2 separate regions of the Homo sapiens genome follow, and region 2 is linked to region 1. The links are chromatin loops, found by intact Hi-C in ENCODE. Cell type or tissue: heart left ventricle. All regions are shown on one strand. Each heading gives the region's core, and the rest is flanking DNA. Links, peaks and the distances in the headings are about the cores only.

Region 1 (10,057 bases), core at 976-8,975:
AATACTTTCCCAGACACTTACAACTTTTAGGAGGGTAGATCTCACATTATATGTTATTTACCACAATAAAAAATTTAAAAAAGCAAAGAGACCAAAAGAGAAGCCAAGAGAATAGTCAGGATTCCCACCAGATACAATACACAAGAAAGAAAAGGCAGAAGTTTGGAACATCCACATTTAGGTAGTTGGAGGAAAAGAATGAAGAAATGAAACAGAGATAAGAAAACAACGTTCTCAAATCCCTTGAGCGAGAGTTAATCTACTCCCTCTTTTCTTGTTACTCCCTGTACTTTGATCACAGCTCTCACTGAAGTCTACCTTGTACCACAGTTGATGGTACACGTCTCTGTCTCCCTCACTGGACAGAAAATTTCTTTGAGGGCCATAATTTTTCCAATTCCTCTTTCATCCTTGGATTTTAATAGAATTTTAGGCCAAAGAAACCCTGAAAAATGAATATTTTGCCTGCAGAATGGATCAATCCTAGCATGACATCCTCTATTTTAATAATTCCGAAGTACATAAATTTGGCTCAAAGAGGCAAAAAAATAAAATAAAATAATAAAAATATAACTTTGTATGGCTGCTTTTTCAAAATGAGTTTTACACTTGAGAAGCAAGACGAGAATGGTTTTGGATTCCCAGGTAACTAAGGCTCGGAAACAGCCCTTCCTAGGTGGAGGTCCTTACATCGTACATGCGGTGTTGTTGTTGTAGCCCTGCCCACAGAACTGTTCCTGCTGCTCCCTTCAACCACGGGGATCACAGGTTGCTCCTGGCCTCAGGTCCTTAAGATATACTTCCTAGTCTTCTCCCACTTCTGCTACTTGTTAAATCCAAGTGTTTTCCCTGAAACACATCATGTATTCTTTGCTTGACTTTATTTGTTGTCATCCTTGAAGCTCTTCCTGTGCCTTACCACCATCCCCACATGCATCACCCACCCCACACACACCCCTGGGGCTCCTCACACTTTGGGAACACTATGCTGGATGTTTTTCCTCCTCAAAGGTGACAGCTCAGTGGGGCTTAAAAATCATGCAGAGGCTCAACAAGCTTCCCTCACACACACTGGTCCCACTAATAGAGGTAGACACCAGAGACACCTTCACACACCACAAGGTCAGAATTCAATAGGGGAGACAGAAGAAAAACCTTAGTCCGTGCACAGTTCTGCATATGCCTCTGGCATTGCTCTGTTTTCAAATCGCCAAAGACTCATTAATAGCGTCCACTGACAGTGCAATGTGCAAGAGCCAACCTGCTCTGATTTTAATCCTGTGTGCACTTGCTTCACATTCTGTGTTAGTGGGCACAGAGCTCTCTAGATGTCATAAGATTGTTCTGCAGAGTCATGGTTTGTTGAGTGTTTTTCTCCAGGCTTCGCTACCTTTCCAATGTGATCTTGCATTCCAAAACTACAAAGCTAACCTTTGGAAAACTCACCCAACCCCACATACTGCATTTATTTGCTCAAAAACATCTTCCGTCTTTTCATTTGGTGCTGGCTCTGAAACAGCAGTGCCCTCTGGAGGCAGTCTGATGTGGTGATTAGGGGCATGGGCCCTCAGGCTATTTCTTAGCTGTGTGATCATAGGAAAGCTACTGCAATCTCTGTGCTTCCATTTGTTTTCTCATCCGTAAAATGGAGCTGGTCATGAAAACTGTATTAGATAATGCAACATATCTGTTCACAACAATTGTATTTATTAGGATACCTTTCTATTTTTTTAAAAAGAAATCTCAGGCACTATTTCTTGAACCAGGTAGCAGGGAAAGGGGTATAGTTTCTCCAATATTTCAAGTATTTTTTGACCAGAGCTTTTACAATCTTACCTTAGAACTGGCTCTTACATGTTCTCTCAGCAAAGGGGTTCAGCAGAGCCAAAAAAAGAGGAAGAAAACCAGGGGAGAATGAGGTTATAGAATGCAGATTAGCACATTTTTCCTACAAAAGACCAGAGAGTAAATAATTTAGGCTTTGCAGGCCTTAGGGTCTCTGTTAGAACATAACTCTGCTGTGTAGTATGAAAGCAGCCAAAGACAAATGTAAATGAATGAGTGTGGCTGTGTCCTGATAACATGTTATTTACAAAAACAGGTGGAGGGCCAGATTTGGCCTGTGGGGCTGCAATGTGATAACCCCCATCATAGAACATAAGGAAAGAGAGTTTCAGGGAGAGAGAAGTAGACGCAGTGTCAAATGTGGCAGAATGGACAAGTAAGGTAAGGACACAAAAATATCTATTAGATTTGGCAACTAGGGAATCACCGGGGCAAGGATAATATAAGTGGAGAGATGGGGACAGATGCTGAGCTGCAGAATCTTCGTTGACCAGGAAAAAAGCCTAGGTAGTAGGCCTCGAAAAAAAATGAAGAAGTAAGATTCTATAAATGCCTCTACTTCCTGAGACAGAAGTATTAGGCTCTGAGGATTCAGTTCACCGTACAAAACATTCTTATTAATTCTGGCAGCGAGGTAGCCTGGGCCCCTGACACCTCCTAAGATGTCCTGAACTCAGACTCCCTGTCCTGAGCTTTTCAGAATATAATCAGTTCAGCTAGTGGACTGTCTTTACTGTAATACTGAAAAGAAGGCTGAAAATAAGTGTTAGAGCCCAAGAGGTATGTGGGCACCTTCCTATCTGCACACCTTTGCTCCTGCGACATTGTTTTTCATTCCTGTAAGGGTTTTCTACTCTTTTTGTTAACTTATTTATCATAACAATCATAATATCACAAATCTTAAACTTCCATTGAGTCCTCCCAGTCCATGCAGTTTGGTGTGACCAGCTCTTATCCTATACTGTAAGAATGCCTGTGGTCCATTAAGTAGTAGGAATCCTTCTCCCTTCCTTCTAGGAACAGAGCTTTTGTCTTTCCCCAGAGAATTTGAGCTCAGTTCTGTTTACCGTGAAAAAAAGAATGACAGTGAAGGATATAAGGGATATAATGAGTAGTCCCCTTGCTGTATTTATTTTAGCTTCCTGACTATATCCAAGGAGTGACTTGTTCAGATTATCCTGTGAGATACCTAACTCTTAACCAAAGTCCTGCTTCTAGAAGAGAAGGAGAGCACAGAAACTAACATTTGTAAAGCGCCTACGATGTGTCAGCCAAGATGCCATATCCTGGAAAGAGAAGGATGAATAAAACCAGCTGGTCAGTACATCTACCTAGGGAGGCAGGAGGGTGGGAACTATTATCCCCATTTCACAAAAGAATAAACTGATGCTCAGAGAGGTCAAATTACTCCCTAAAGTCATTCAACTCATAAGAGACTCAGCTCATAAGAGGTGAAGCTGAGGGCTTGCTGTTCCAGATGGATAATATACATGGTTCCTATTACCAAAAGATACAAATGAGATTAAGTAAAGGTATGGAGGAAACACAACAAGGCCAAGCATCTTAGAGGTAGTACAGGAGAGGGGTTAAGTGTGTAGGATTCTAGACAGGCTGCCTGGGTCTGAATCCAGCACTACCACTTATTAGCTATGAAACATCATCAAAATTACCTTCACCTAAAATCTAGAATGGATAAGCATATTATGATGTAAAGAGTCTCTAAGCTATTAATACCAAATGTCAACTTAATCAACTGCTGCATGCCTACTCCTCAGGCCACGTGGCTGATTACAGAGAGACACAGGTACTTCCATCAAACATGCTTCTAAAACATGAAGAAGCTGAAATCCTAAAATAAAATACAGAACCAATAATTCATGATAGCTCTTGAGGCAGAACTGTCAAAAATCAATACCATATGTTTTGAACTCATTATGATTGCCTTAGAAAGAACAGACTGAAGCACAACCTCCTTGAATCACTCTTCATATAAAACAGTACAGCACATACAAGGCAATAAACAAAACCATTTACATGACTGCAGTAATAAAATATATTCAACTTCTGATTATATACAAAAATTGGGTTTTTAAAAAACATGGTTCCCTGCAAATCTATAACATACTTAAGGAGGAGTTAACTGAGCCACCTATTATTATAGACTGTTAATTTTTAAAAATTACATTGTAAACATACCTTCACTCTTTCTGCTATGAATGGTCACAACCTATTTTGGCCATCTGGGAATATTCACACTGAATCAAACACACCGTAGTGAGAATCATCTATTAAAGACATGACCACCATAATTGATCACTTCTGCATTCTTACTATAAAATTCTTTCTTTTAACACAGATACTAACATTTGCACCAGAATACAGCGACCATATTTGTCACAAAAGCATTAGAAATAAGTACCAACACCATGTAAGGTGGCCCTTCTCCTAGTATCCCTGGATGACACGGGTCATTCTGCTAATCAGTTACTGAGGTATTCAGAATATAAGACAATCTGTGTGCATCTTATATTTAAAACCCAAGTGTATTATGGGTTCAAGGCTTTCACTCAATCTTATGAACACTATGTGTTTAAATGAAGGAAGCAGGAGGTGACAGGAATTTAGACTCTTCTAAGTAAAGCTGAAAAAGCTAATAAGAAATGTGGATAATATTTAGTGACTTGGCTGCTGAAGATCTCACAGCAGCACTTTCCTCCTACCTAATCCAAAGAGCCTAGAAAAATATCAAGGACAAGAGGCCAGGAGTCAAGATAAAATGGGTTATAGAAACCAATCCTTCTACCCATAATACAGGTTCACCCCTATAAGGATATCTCAGGAAGGATACGAAAGAAGAGTGGCTACCTCTGAAACAAAGTATTAAAGAACAGGAGACTTGGATGAGAAGACTATTTTACACTTTCATAGTACTCTTCTATATGGTTTACATTTTTATCATGTGCATATGGAACCAAATTTTAAAAAATATCATCCTTATATTTTTTAAACACAAACATCAAGGACAAGAGCCTTGGAGGCAGTCCTGCACAGCAGTTATCTGTGCAGGCTTTTACAGAGACTGCCCAGGTTTGAATCCCATAACAACCATTACTAGCTAAGAAACATTAGTAAAGTTACTGAAATTCTCTTTGAAACCCAATTTCTTCTTCAGATAAAAATAATGCTATTTTAGAGGGACTAAATAAAGGAGATAAAACTCTAGTAAGTGTTCAATAAATTCTAGCTGTATTATACTTGGGGATATGAATAATGCCTATCCTCCTTCTGTTGACTCTGAAAGTTATTTCTTGAGTCATAATACTAACACTACAAGAGCTATCATGCAGATTTCCTATCAGCCCAAACCATGTGCAAGGGTGGGCCTAGCTCTCTACTGCCACCTCCTGTCAGCTAGAAACATGCAGAGCGGTCCGTAAGAAACTGCTCAAGCCTTAGGCAGAGCAGGAGCCGTGATGGCTCACTGAAATACAGTCTCCGAAACACGTGTGATAGGAAAGCATTCCTCTGTTAGAAATAGCCTTTCTCTTTAAAAGGCTCCTTTGAGGTGTATCTGTTTACAAACCAAGAAAAATGAAGTTGCTCTTTTATAATTTCTTTCAGCACATTCAGCTGTGTGCTAGACACTGTGCTAAGCTCTTTGCAAACATGACTTAATTTAATCTTCCCAACAAGATGATGTAATTTGCCCAAAGTCATACAGCTAGGAAATGCAGGCCTGGGAATGTGAATGGTAGTGTAGCTCTAGTGAAGTGTGGAAGCTCTTTGTTCTTTCCCTACGAAATTAAAGCAGACAGGGAGAGCGCTGCTTATTTGCCTTGGTGGTGGAATCAGTCAAACTGGATGCAGCGTCTGTACCAGTCAGGTCAGGGCCATGGTGAGGGACAGAAGGCACACTCAAACTAGGGAAACTAGAAAAGATTAATAAAGAGATGGAGATGCTTAGAGAAAGCAAGAGAGATGGTACAGTCCCTGGGGTAGCTGACTGTACCAACAACTTGGCCTGAAGGTGCAAGGGGAAGGGCTGGGGAGGGCATGGTTATAAGAACCCGCATAGCTGCGATGAGAAGGCTGCCTGACTGGAGTGTGGATGTGCACTGGGGGCGAGGGGTAACACCCTGCAGCCTCTGGTCTTCATTGCTGCCTGCTGATGTAGTCCACAGAGGCTGGTCTTCCTTGCCACTAAGCAAGTAGAAAAGATAGACAGTGGATCTAGAGGTGGCCAACCAAAATCACCTAGCAAAAGACCAAAATATGGTTATTATCAGTGGTTACTCCTGGCTTGGAGATTTGGGCTTATTTTTAATTTATTCTTTATGTCTTATCTTTATAAGAACAAAGCTATTTTCCTTTAGAAAAAAATATTTTTAACAATATGCAGAAAAATTTCCAGTCTTCTTTTTGAAGAGGTACTTCAAACATGCTATTTTCTTAAGTATGTTTTTTATATCTTAAGCCTACTACGTTGTCTAGAAAATAACTCTAAAATCATGTCAACAGATAATAGTAATTTGATTTACATTATTTTCTTAATCAACATCATCATCACCATCACCATAAACAACTACAATTGTATATGAAAGAAGCAAGCTAGGTTGCTGCAGACTGAAAAGTGGGAATGGTGTCCCAATACTTTACCACTGGGGTTTGCAAACTATAGCCTGCAAGTCAAATCTGGTCCACTGTATGATTTTGTACATAAAGTTTCAATAGGACACAGCCATGCTCTGTCTTCACACTAAAACAGCAGAATTGAATCACTGCAACAGACACTGTATGGACTACAAAGCCCCAGATATTTACTATCTGGCCCTCTGCAGAAAAAGCACCCTGCCAATCCCTACTTTACAGCTTCTGCCATAAGGTTTTTAACAAAAAAAAATCTATACATCAGCTTATCCTATCTTAGCAGATACTGACAAAAATAAAACTTACTGGAAAAAAATATAATTTAAACTCTCTTTACTGCAGATATGTAAAAATGCTCTGCAGAAAATAGGATCCACATCAGCAGTAGCTTAATATAAATGGCATTTCTAAATATTATATTTATTTGGCATCTGAGTTGTTGATAATCAGATGGACCTAAAAATGAAACAGAGAAGACATTAGAACTTCCTATTATTTTTCACTAACTGTAGGCAACCTCTGCTTGTCTGATTTTACTCATCTGTAAAATGGGTGGATGGAACTTTTCAATAACTTTTTTATTAACTTTCATTTTAGGTTCAGGGGTACATGTGCAGGTTTGTTATACAAGTAAACTCATGTCACAGGGGTTTGGTGTACAGATTATTTCATCACCCAGGTACTAAGTATAGTACCCAATAGGTACTTTTTCTGATCCTTTCCCTTCTCCCACTCCCCATCCTCAAGGAGGCCTCAGTGTCTGCTGTTCCCCTCTTTCTTCCATGTGTTCTCATCATTTAGCTCCCACTTATAAGTGAGAACACGCAGTATTTGGTTTTCTGTTCTTCTGTTGGTTTGCTTAGGATAATACCCTCCAGCTCCAACCATGTTGCCGCAAAGGACATGATCTCACTCTTTTTTATAACTGCATAATATTCTATAGTATATATGTACCATATTTTCTTTATTCAGTCCACTATTGATGGGCATTTAGGCTGATTCCATGTCTTTGCTATTATGAATAGTCCTGCAATGAACATATGTGAGTATGTGTCTTTATGGTTGAACGATTTATATTCCTTTGAGTATAGACTCAATACTGGGATTGCTGGGTCGAATGGTAATTCTGTCTTTAGTTCTTTGTGGGATCATCACGTTGCTTCCCACAATGGCTGAACTAATTTACACTTCCACCAGCAATGCATAAGCGTTCCCTTTTCTCCACAATCTCACCAGCATTTGTTATTTTTTGACTTTTTACCAATAGCCATTCTGACTGGTATGAGATGGTAGCTCACTGTGGTTTTGACTTGTATTTCTCTTATGATGAAAAAATTTCAGCATTTTTTCATATGCTTCTTGGCCATGTATATGTCTTCTTTCGAAAAGTATCTGCACATGTCTTTGCCTACTTTTTTAATGTGTTTGTTTTCTTCTTGTAAATTTAAGTTATTTATAGATTCAATATCTCAGATCTCTTTAGAATCAAAGCTTAGTGACTCTGAGAATTTAAGGACAATACCTTGTTTATCTGTGTGATTCAATCAAGAAATAAATTAAGTCAGTCACACACACAAAAAAACAAACATTATATGATCCTAATTAAATGAAGTCTTGAAAGCAGTCAAACCCATAGAATCAGAAAGTAGAATGGTGGTTACCAGAGGCTGAAGAAAGGGGGGAAAGAAGAACTGTTTAATGGGTATAGATTTTCAGATATGCAATATGAAAAATTCTGGAGATCTGTTGCACAGCAATGTGAATATACTTAACACTCCTGAACTGTACCTTTAAAATGGTTAAGATGGTAAATTTTGTTATGTGTTTCCTTACCACAACAAAAAAAGAAAGAAAGAAAGAAAGAAATTAGGCATTTAGGGAAGAGTCTAGAGGGCAGTCCATCCTATGCTCACATTCATGTGAGGGTGTACTCAAGAAAAAAAAGTCTAGCTTACTCTTAAAAGCAGTGAAGAACAATTTCTTCAGATACAGAAATACAACGGTGTTTTGGAGCTATTTCTATTTTTCTCAGTTTTTAGAAGATGAGCTCGCAAAGTCACTTTTTTTTTTTTTTTGAGACAGAGTTTCGCTCTTGTTGCCCAGGCTGGAGTACAGTAGCACGATCTCGGCTCACTGCAACCTCCGCCTCCCGGGTTCAAGCCATTCTCCTGCCTCAGCCTCCCAAGTAGCTGGGATTACAGGCATGCACCACCACGCCCAGCTAATTTTTATATTTTTTTAGTAGAGATGGGGTTTCATCATGTTGGCCAGGCTGGTCTCGAACTCCTGATCCTCAGGTGATCCACTCACCTCGGCCTCCCAAAGTGCTGCGATTACAGGCATGAGCCACCGTGCCTGGCCCACTATTCTTAATTAATTATTGCACAGTATGATTTCCAAGCCTTAAGAGTTTAGTAAAATGGAAACTTCTTCCTGTCTTTCACCATTTTTTTACTGAACTGTTAAATGAGCACTTGAAAGTCCTGCAACCTCTCTGGTTCAGTATATTTAACTAAAATAAAATTACACAGTACATTATATTTCTTCAGCTTGCTCTCTTCTTGCATGCCTAAGAGGACTCATAGCCCAGCTAATATGAGCCTTGTGCCATCTAGAACAAATTCTATTACAGCAAGTCTATGATAAAGTAACCTATTACTTTGAAATAATAGTACATGGATTTTATATAATGTGCTTTTCCAGTTAGTTCCAAGTGCCTTTTCACTGCAACTAGCCTTGTTATCTGCTTCAATAAGTCCTCTTCTGGTGGGGGAGAAACTTGCTCTTAAAACCCAAAATCCGGCTGGGCACAGTGGCTCACGCCTGTAATCCCAGCACTTTGGGAGGCCAAGACAGATCACGAGGTCAGGAGTTCGAGACCAGTCTGACCAACACGGTGAAACCCCCGTCTCTACTAAAAATACAAAAATTAGCTGGGCATGGTGGCGCGTGCCTGTAATCCCAGTTACTCAAGAGGCTGAGACAGGAGAATTGCTTGAACCCAGGAGGCAGAGGTTGCAGTGGGCCAAGATTGCGCCACTGCACTCCAGCCTGGGTGACAGAGCGAGACTCCATCTCAAAAAAAAAAAAAAAAAAAACATAATCCTCTCTAAAACCTTCTAAAACAGCTTTACAGGAAAAGAGCAGAAAAAAGTTTGAATCAAAATTTAATGGATTCAAATCAATAGTCATTACTAATGACTCACTTTATGGAAGGCCCTGCCCAAGGAACTACAGATAACACAGAGATAAGTTACTATTCATGCCCTCTAGGACCTAACAACCTGGTCAGCTAAAAATGCATCTAATCAGTTGTCTGTAAAGAGATTATTAAATAATAGTAATAAGGGGTAGAATAATGTAAGTTCCAAGGTAATAGGTACAAAGGAAGGAAGTTGTATTCCCTTGAGAAGGGAGTTAAACACAGGAAAACCTCACTAGGGAGGTGGCCTATTGTATCAACCACGAAAGGATGAGTCTTTCAGAAAGGAAAAGTCTTTTGGAAACAAGAACACCTGGGTTTTAGCCCTCCTCTGTTTGTGTGACTTCGGACAAGTCATTTCCC
Region 2 (10,057 bases), core at 669-8,668, 140 kb after region 1:
CTAAAGCTGCAGTGGAGAAGTCGGACTAAGAGACATGGGCGATAGAGGTCACAGGTAGAGAGAAGGTGGGTAGAGAAGGTCATGTGAGTGAGAAAAGGCTACAAGGGACCTGATCAGGAGAAGACAGACATAAGGGCAGCAGTCCTGAGCACATATTCATGTGGCAGTGGAGGTGCAGACTCTGCATTCAGCACTCTGGAGCCAGCTGGCAGAGAGTGGAAAGAGCCAGAGAGAACTGGACTCTGACCCAGCTTGGTCACTGTAACTCTGTGGTACTGGAGAAGTTTCCTAACCTCTCTGAGCCTCAGTGGCTTCATCTGTAAACTGGGATGAATAGTAGCAATAGTAGGTTTTGAAAGTCATTTTTCTTAAAAAATGCCATTAAAGGACCTAGTACAGGACTTTGGCCCACAGTAAGCCCTCATAGCGCTCCTATACTCCCCAGTTCTTGCCTAAGGGCAGAATGGAAAGTAGCAGCCTCCCCCTTGCTGACTGTACTGATGTTCCAAGACCCTTTGAAAGTTATGTGTCTGGGACTTAGTGCTAAAGAACTGGCCACCCCTGCCACTCAGATGCTGCTCGGCCAGGCAGTGAAGGAAAGATTCACTCCCCATCAAGCATGTAGCCCTTCATGCCCAAAGGCTTCTGGAATACTCTGACCCTCCCTCCCCCAGCTCTGCATCACCTTCAGCTACATCAGGGAAGATATTCCTGCTTGGTAGGGAACCTTGAGTCCAAAGTCACAATGGCATCCCAATGCCTGGATCTTACCAAAGAGACCGGATTTCCACCCTTCACAAAACCACTGTCTTTGTGGTTTTTCCTCTTTGGGGTAAAACTGCAAGAGATGCTTGGGGTCTCAAAGCTACTGGATCCCAGAAGCAGGCAGCCCAGCTCTGGAGCACTCCACCTTTCATCAGGGACACAGCCAAACCAAGAGAAGGACGCTGGGCTGGAAAACACATTCTGAGACCTTGGTGCTAGTCCTGGATCAGCCACTGGCTTAAATCCCTTTGCTTCCTGAATTTCCTATTGGGTTTACAAAGATAACATGTACCATTCATAGATGTCGTGAGGATAAAACGTTCTAATCAAAACGAAGGTGTTTTGCAAACTCCTAAGCTCTGTGTCCATGTGAGCTCCTCATGATGCTCCGTGACTTTTGAACAGGAAACTGTCTCAAGTGTTCTTGCAACACTCTCTCTCCTTCATAATAGATTTTGCTGCAACCTTCAGTGGCTTCTCATTGCCTGAAGCTGGACGAGTCAGCCACTGGGAGGTCTAGGCTTGGTCTCTAGCCCAGGCTCAGCCTCAGCCTTCCAGTGTGCATCTTCCTCTCTGGGTTTCAGTTTTCCTACCTGTAACCTAAGTTGGACTAGAACATTTCCAAGTTCCTCCCAGCCCTGTAAATTCTATCTTTGATACTTATCTTAGATCTTTACAAGGGCTTAGCAGTCTCCTAAAATAAGGGAAGAGAGTTGCTTCTACTCTAGCAAAAAAAAAGTTGGGGACAGATGAAGGAAGAATGGGTGAAATGTTGGAAATTTGTGAAGCTGAGTGAGAAGCAGGTGGGGGTTCATTATGCTACTTTCACCATTTTGTGTAACTTAAAAATTTTCCCTGATAAAAAAAGTTTTTATAAAATAGAAGTTCCATTGAATTTGAGTGTCTTTACAGCCTTTGTTTTCTGGTACCCTTGGGAGGCATCCATCCCGTTTAATAAAAGGTACCTTCCACAGGAAACTCCCTTCCTTTGTCATCTTTGGTATCCCCATCTCCATCTTCCACAACAGACAGTTTGAACAGCCGCACCACTCCAGCATCAGGACAGTTTGGGGGGGTTTCCAGAATCTTCTATTCCCACTTCCCATTTCTCAAATCATTTGACCTGTCGTACGTACAAAGTAAAAAGTCCTAGACAAGAGACAGGAGAGGATTTAAATTCTTGGCCAAGCTGGGGACATTAAGGAGGCCTCCAGGGCAAAGCCTCTATGCCTACAGCTGAGTCTTCATTGTGGATCTTAGTCCAGGTACAGAGGAATTAATGGTCAGAGGTGGTTTCTCCCTGGTTCATTACATGCCTTGTGTTTGGTAGCATTTTGAACGCATGGGGGAAGCGGTAGGGCTCAGTGCAGTGGTTTGGAGACCCCATGGCCTGTGCACAAAGCATCTCCTCATGTCTCAATTGCCCCTCACTGGTGAACTGTTCATAGTGCAGGGCCCCTGCTCAGGAGGTCTTCTCTTAACCTGAGGCAAGGTGGGTGACTCCCGTGGTCCCACCTAGATGGGCTGGCCATCCTAAGGAAAGGTAGCGATCATTCCAGGCCTAGGTACACCCTCTCAGTGGAGATGCCGGAACTACTTCCCACAATGACACAGGCGCTGTCAGGACGACAGACTCAGACTAAGTCCAAACCAAGGGAGGGCAATCCCAGCCCACCTGTCCTTTCTGTCTTGGTTCCCTCTCTGCCAGCCAAGCCCAAGTGGCCAGTCCCAGCTGCTGGCTCCTGCCCATAACAGGGCATCATGTGTCTGCCCTGAGGGGCTGCACTTTTCTCCACAGCCAGGCAAGTCTGCCCTGGAAAGTTGCCTTTTTTTTTTTTTTTTTTCCGGAGACGGAGTCTCGTTCTGTCACCCAGGCTGGAGTGCAGTGGCACGATCTCGGCTCACTGCAACCTCTGCCTCCTAGGTTCAAGTGATTCTCATGCCTCAGCCGCCTGAGTAGCTGGGATTTACAGATGTGTGCCATGGATGCCCGGCTAATTTTTGTATTTTTAGTAGGGACAGGTTTTCGCCATGTTGGCCAGGCTGGTCTCAAACTCCTGAACTTAGGTGATCTGCCTGCCTCGGCCTCCCAAAGTGCTGAGTTTACAGGGGTGAGTCGCCACACCAGGCCTGGAAAGTTGCTGTTCAAACCACTCTGCAGGCCGGGCGTGGTGGCTCACGCCTGTAATCCCAGCACTTTGGGTGGCCGAGGCGGGTGGATCACTTGAGGTCAGGAGTTCAAGACCAGTCTGGTCAACATGGTGAAACCTTGTCTCTACTAAAAATACAAAAAATTAGCTGGGCGTGGTGGCATGTGCCTGTAATCCTAGCTGCTGGGGAGGCTGAGGCAGGAGAATCACTTGAACCCGGGAGGCGGAGGTTGCAGTGAGCCGAGATCGTGCCACTGCACTCCAGCCTGGGGGACAGAGTGAGACTACGTCTCAAAAAACAAAACAAAACAAAACGAAACAAAGCAAAACAAAAAAACCACTCTTCAGTTGGCACATGCAGGCAGACAAGCCTCTGGAGTCAATGATGGCAAAAGTAACTGTTCAGGTTTTATCAGATTTTCCCTGTTGTGTGTTTTAAGCAAAAAATGCCGAAGAATCTTTATCTGAATAGCTCAGGTTTTTCTGTGGTCCAGTAAGAGGACATTGGGTGGGGAAGTAGGGGGAATGTACCCATATAAACTGGATGCATTCATTATGTTTTCATTGATTATTTATTGAACTCCTGCTATGTACCTAGCACTGAGCTGGGTGCTGAAGATGAAGAAAAATCAGACAAGTCCTGCCCTCAAAGAGTTCCCCAGACTAGACTAAGTAGCAATAAGACATAAACAGAAAAAGCTATCATAAAATAAAATAGAAAGCAATGAGTGTAAAAGGATTATGGTAAGGTGACGTAAGAATTTTTCTTTTTTTTTTTTTTTTAGACAAAGTCTCACTCTGTTGCCCAGGCTGGAGTGCAGTGGCATGATCTCGGCTCACTGCAACCTCTGCCTCCCAGGTTCAAGCGATTCTCAGCCTCCTGAGTAGTTGGGACTACTGGTGCGCACCACCATGCCCAGCTAATTTTTTGTATTTTTTGTCTTCAGTAGAGACAGGGTTTCACCATATCGTCCAGGCTGGTCTCTAACTTCTGACCTCGTGATCCACCCGCCTCGGCCTCCCAAAGTGCTGGGATTACAGTCATGAACCACCGCACCCAGCCGTAAGGATTTTTAAAAGGGAAAAAAAATGAATATTTACTGAACATCTAGCATGTGCCAGGATCGCACTGAGAATTCTACAAACCTCATCTCATTTAAAGTTTGTAAAAGGACTTATTAACTGTTTCACGGAGGAGGAACCCAAGACCCAGAACTTGACAGGTCACACAGCTAGTAAGTAGCAGAGCCAGGATTAAAACCCAGGGCCATCTGACTCCAAAATACATAGATTAAATGCTACTTGTAAATTTTTCTGCTAGGCATGGTGGCTAACGCCTGTAATCCCAACATTTTGGGAGGCCAAAGCAGGAGGATCATGTAAGGCCAGGAGGTCGAGATTGCGGTGAGCTATAATCACACCACTGCACCCCAGCCTGGGTGACGGAGTGGAACTTTGTCTTTAAAGACAAAGTTGTCTTTAAAGAAAAGTTTTTTTTGCCTGGGCGCGGTGGCTCACGCTTGTAATCCCAGCATTTTGGGAGGCCGAGGCGGGCGGATCACGAGGTCAGGAGATCGAGACCATCCTACATGGTGAAACCCCGTCTCTACTAAAACACAAAAAATTAGCCGGGTGCGGTGGCGGGCGCCTGTAGTCCCAGCTACTCAGGAGGCTGAGGCAGGAGAATGGCGTGAACCCAGGAGGCGGAGCTTGCAGTAAACCGAGATCGCGCCACTGCACTCCAGCCTGGGCGATAAAGCGAGACTCCGTCTCAAAAAAAAAAAAGAAGTTTTTTTTTGTTTTTCTTAAATTCACATATAATGAATGATAAATGCAACCACTTGATAGCTCTATTCAGCATAACAAACAATTGGGTATCAATCTCATCTCTAACTCTGGGTTATTGGGGCTTCTGCCGTTGCTGGGCTTGGCAGACTATCACGTAGGAAAATGTCCCAAGACTATCTCAACAGGCCGCCGCAGGGCGCCATCTCGTGTTCTCAAATGGAACTGCAGCGGAGGAACCTTTGTAGTCCTGAGCCCCTTCCTCTCTCTCTACTTAATATCAAACTGCAAAGTGCTGCAGGCACCATTACCAAAGGCTTAGCCTGAATTGAGAAAACCAGAGACCTCTGGCAACTCTGTATGGGAAAACACCTGCAAATCAGAGTTGCTGTTCTGCTGTGTTTGCAACAAACGTCCTTCATAATACAAGGAGTTCCTTGTCTGTGACAGACCTTTGCTAAGACACTGGAGATTTGAGAGGGAAGATGTGGCCCTTGAGTTGCTCACAGTCTAGTGAGGGAACAGCCAAATGCATGAAAATCATAACTGCATGTGCCAAGTGCTCTGATAGAGAGGAACACAGAGTGAATTGGAAAGCCTCCCGGATGAGATTACCATGGAGCTGAAGCTTTGGCATGTGTAGGAGTCTGTCAGACTGAGAAGAGGTTAAAGATAGATGATCCAGGCTGAAGGATGGGATAGAAAAGTGAACAGAAGCTGGGGCAGAACTGCAAGTGTTTCAATTTCAGCAAAGTCCAGTTAACAACCAGTGGAGGAAAGGCCACAGGTGGCCAGGGGCCAGGTCATAAAGGATCTTCAAGTGATGTTAAGAAGAATAGACCTTCTCCTGCAGGCTATGGGGCTTGGAGCAAGTCACTGACTCAGTTAGATCTGAATTTTATTTTATTATTATTATTATTATTATTATTATTATTATTATTATTATTGAGATGGAGTTTCGCTCTTGTTGCCCAGGCTGGAGTGCAGCGGCATGATCTGGGCTCACTGCAACCTCTGCCTCTTGGGTTCAAGCCATTGTCCTACCTCAGCCTCCCGAGTAGCTGGGATTACAGGCGCCTGCCACCATGCCTGGCTAATATTTTTTGTATTTTTAGTACAGAGGGGGGTTTCGCCATGATGGCCAGTCTGTTCTCGAACTCCTGACCTCAGGTGATCCACCCGCCTCGGCCTCCCAAAGTGCTGGGGATTACAGGTGTGAGCCACTGTACCTGGCCTAGATCTGCATTTTAGAAAGAATAATCTAGTAACAGAGGAGAGTCTGGAAGGGAGAGGACCAGAAACCAGGAACCTGGTTCAGATGCTTTCGTAATTTGGTAATCCCCTTTGTAACTAGAGAAGACATACTTGAGACCCAAATTAAGGTCAAGATCATCAGGGTGGAGACAAAAAGACAGATCTGAGAGGCATTAAGGAAGCAAAACCACAGTGACCGATGACTTGGGAATGAGGAAACTGGAGGAGTTGAGTAAGTAAAGGATACACTCCTGAGGGCAGGTTTGATGGAGAGGATAAGATCCGCTTAGGACATGTGGAGTTGGTATTGAAGGAACAAAGGAGGCAGTTCAGTGGGTCTGGAGCTTTGGAGAGATGTTTCAGCCAGAGACTGGGAGTCATTCACATATTTATAGCTCTGAAGTCTTCGAAGAAATTGAAATCACCCATGAAAAGCGGGTCGTGTGGGACGAGAAGAAAAAGCATAGGATAGTACCTGGGGGACCTTGGATGTTGTTTTCAAGCTTCTAGAAAAGGAGCCTGTACAAGATCAAGAAGGTGGCCCAAAGTGGTAGGAATGAAAAACAGGCACATATGGAATATATACTTCTGAGAGTACCGAAGATTTTCCAAAGGGTATCCAGGAATGGAACTTTAAGAGAATCTTCAATTTCGTGTGTTCTCTTTTCTAAGCCAGATTGCTTGCCAATGAACCAATATTTGAAGGATTGTGCTGTGGGTTTTCTTTCCTACTTCCTATTCCACAATCCTAGTCTGCCACTGTGGTGCATTTTTCCCCAGGGTATGAAAATCTAGGGTGCCAGAGCAAAGGGACAGCTCAAAGTTTTAGTGTAGACAGTGACAGCATCACTAGGAACCAATCAAATATCAGCTGATACACTGTTAAAAGCAATTCTGATGATAGATTATTATGTGATTTTGGGAGGAGATTTCTAATTGAATGACATTTATATAACAAATCTTTCCTTCCTATCTACTTATTTTGTTTTAAAAAAATTTCTCAGTGCTTATGGTCATAAAAAAAATAAACAAAAACAGAAAAAAGAAAAAGTGATGCTGACCCCTAGCAAAAAGAAATAGTCACTCATGGATATATAAACAAATAGATAACATAATTTTTTAAGTCCTATCTGTCTCATTAAGAGATGCATCCCCAGCCGGGTGTGGTGGGTCACGCCTGTAATCCTAGCACTTTGGGAGGCCGAGGCGGGTGGATCACCTGAGGTCAGGAGTTTGAGACCAGCCAGGCCAACCCGGTGAAACCCCATCTCTACTAAAAATACAAAAATTAGCCTGGTGTGGTAATGTGGATGCATCATCCCCAACAAAAGTATACACTTTCATATTAAGATTTATAAGATACTTGTTATTTTGAATACTAATAATTATTACAATGATAACTGCATCCAAAAGAAATTGCTCTTCATCTGACCCTTTTCCATTTAGTCCTGCTGTGAAAATCTTTGTCCCGGCCCCTGCCCCATGTCACTCGTCAGTTTCCATGATTCCTCCTCTCTGTTCCAGGCTCTCCCAAATCCACTCCCATCTCTCAACACCCCAAGACTGATCTTCCTACAGTCTGACCATAGGAGTCCCTGGGAACCCAAAGTGTGGGCCCTGGGGCTCCAGCATCAGCATTGGCATCACTGTGGATTTTTTTTTTTTTTTTTTTTCGAGACGGAGTTTCGCTCTTGTTGCCCAGACTGGAGTACAGTGGCGCAATCTTGGCTCACTGCAACCTCTGCCTCCTGGGTTCAAGCAATTCTCCTGCCTCAGCCTCTCAAGTAGCTGGGATCACAGGTGCCCGCCACCACACCTGGCTAATTTTTGTATTTTTAGTAGAGACGGGGTTTCACCATGTTGGCCAGGCTGGTCTGGAACTCCTGACCTCAGGTGATCTGCCCGCCTCAGCTTCCCACAGTGCTGGGATTACAGGCGTAAGCCACTGCACCCGGACCCAGGATTTTCATTTTGGTTACAATGCAGCTCAGCAGTCCTCCAATGGAATACTGAATAAACAAACTATAGTACATATGTAAACAGAATACTACTCAGTAATAAAAAAAAGACTGGGCTGGGCACGGTGGCTCATGCCTGTAATCCCAGCACTTTGGGAGGCCAAGGTGGGCAGATCACTTGAAGTCAAGAGTTCGAGGCCAGCTTGGCCAACATGGTGAAACCCCATCTCTACTAAAAATGCAAAAAATAGCTGGGTGTGGTGGTGGGCACCTATAATCCCAGCTACTCAGGAGGCTGAGACAGGAAAATTGCTTGAACCCAGAAGGCGGAGGTTACAGTGAGCCAAGATTGCACCACCGCACTCCAGCCTGGGCAACAGAGCAAGACTCCGTCTCAAAAAAAAAAAAAAAAAAAGAACGAACTATTGATCTATTGATACAAGCAACACAGATAGATGTCAACATATTATGCTAAGTTTAAAAAGCCTTATAAAAAGGTAAATACTGTGTAAATACTGTATAATTCCATTTATATGAAAGTATAAAACAGACAAAACTAATCTATGGTGGAAAAAAAATCAGAGGAGTGCATATCTCTGAGGAGCAAAGGTGAAGATTGACTGTAAAGAATGTAAGAGGAGGCTGGGAACAGTGGCTCTCGCCTGTAATCCTGGCACTTTGGGAGGCCAAAGCAGGCAGATCACCTGAGGTCAGGAGTTCGAGACCAGCCTGGCTAACATGGCGAAATCCCGTTTCCACTAAAAATGCAAAAAAAAAGGCCTGACGTGGTAGTGCACACCTGTAGTTCCAGCTACTCAGGAGGCTGCGGCAGGAGAATCACTTGAACCCGGGAGGCGGAGGTTGCAGTGAGCTGAGATTGCACCATTGCACTCCAGCCCGGCAACAGAGCGAGACTCCATCTCAAAAATAAAAATAAAGGCCAGGTGCGGTGGCTCACACCTGTAATCCCAGCACTTTGGGAGGCTGAGGCGGGTGGATCACAAGGTCAGGAGTTCAAGACCAGCCTGGCCAATATGGTGAAACCCCATCTCTACTAAAAATACAAAAATTCGCCGGGCATGGTGGTGGGTGCCTGTAATCCCAGCTACTCAGGAGGCTGAGGTAGGAGAATCACTTGAACCCAGGAGGCGGAGGTTGCAATGAGCCAAGATCGTGCCACTGCATTCCAGCCTGGGCAACAGAGTGAGACTCCATTTCAATAAGTAAATAAATAAATAATTTTAAAAGAATATAAGAGGACTTTCTGGGTGATAGCAATATCCTATATCTTGGAAGAGGTTTGGGTTACACATGCATTAGTCAAAATTGAACTAATGTACACACATGAGGCGAATCTCATCTGCAGTTAATTGACTGTAAATTTTACAACAAAATTAAAAACCATAAGCAAATATTGAATTCTAGTTAATAATATGCATGCTGACTACCTGGGTGAAGTATACTGATATCTGTGATTTACTTTAAAATTAACCAAAATCAGGCCAGACACAGTGTCTCATGCCCGTAATCCCATTGTTTTGGAGGCCTAGGTGGTAGGATCACTTGAGCCTAGGATTTTGAGGCTGTCATGAACTATGATCATGCCCCGGCACTCCAGCCTGGGCAACAGAGCGAGACTCTGTCTCAAAAAACAAAACAAAATAAAAAATTTAAGTTGGCCAAAATTAAATGAATTAGGCCAGGTGCAGTGGCTCACGCCTGTAATCACAACACTGAGATGCCAAGGAGGGAGGATCACCTGAGGTCAGGAGTTTGAGACCAGCCTGGCCAACACGGTGAAACTCCATCACTACTAAAAATACAAAAATCACCTGGGCATGGTGGCACATGCCTGTAGTCCTAGCAACTCAGGAGGCTGAGGCAGGAGAATCACTTGAACCTTGGAGGCAGAGGTTGCAGTGAGCTGAGATCATGCCATTGCACTCCAGCCTGGGCCACAGGGCAAGACTCTGTCTCAAAAAAAATTAAACAAAATAAAAAAGTGAAATAAACTAAAATGAATTAATCAAGGGATAGAGGGATGAAAAGATCTGTAGTTATATGATAAAGCTAGTAGAGTAAAATATTAACGGTAGACTAGCTGATGGGCATATATGGCTCTAAAACAGAAAAAAACTAAGGTGA

Evidence for each region. A loop is a pair of places that touch in the nucleus more often than their neighbours do. Peaks named below come from ENCODE experiments on the same cell type or tissue, not always from the same donor. Only the 100,000 strongest peaks of a DNase experiment are listed, where the experiment ranks them.
Region 2: a loop joins it to region 1, with 2.9 times the contacts of the local background. A loop is called at or near these places in 28 of 110 quality-filtered maps.

What each region holds. Positions count from the first base shown.
Region 1 is chr15:79,848,446-79,858,502 of GRCh38, forward strand. The region is part of intron 3 of ST20-MTHFS (ST20-MTHFS readthrough); the gene reads right to left. The region is part of intron 2 of MTHFS (methenyltetrahydrofolate synthetase); the gene reads right to left. Among named protein-coding and RNA genes, the nearest start is that of MTHFS, 44 kb to the right of the region's middle. RefSeq lists an enhancer at 5,262-5,763. In heart left ventricle, for the core only: CTCF peaks have their summits at 1,527 (motif pointing left), 5,252 (motif pointing left) and 5,452; no DNase peak of the experiment used is centred there.
Region 2 is chr15:79,988,668-79,998,724 of GRCh38, forward strand. No RefSeq gene overlaps it. Among named protein-coding and RNA genes, the nearest start is that of BCL2A1, 22 kb to the left of the region's middle. In heart left ventricle, for the core only: CTCF peaks have their summits at 4,923 (motif pointing left) and 5,133; a DNase peak (open chromatin) is centred at 4,894; H3K27ac peaks cover 266 bases.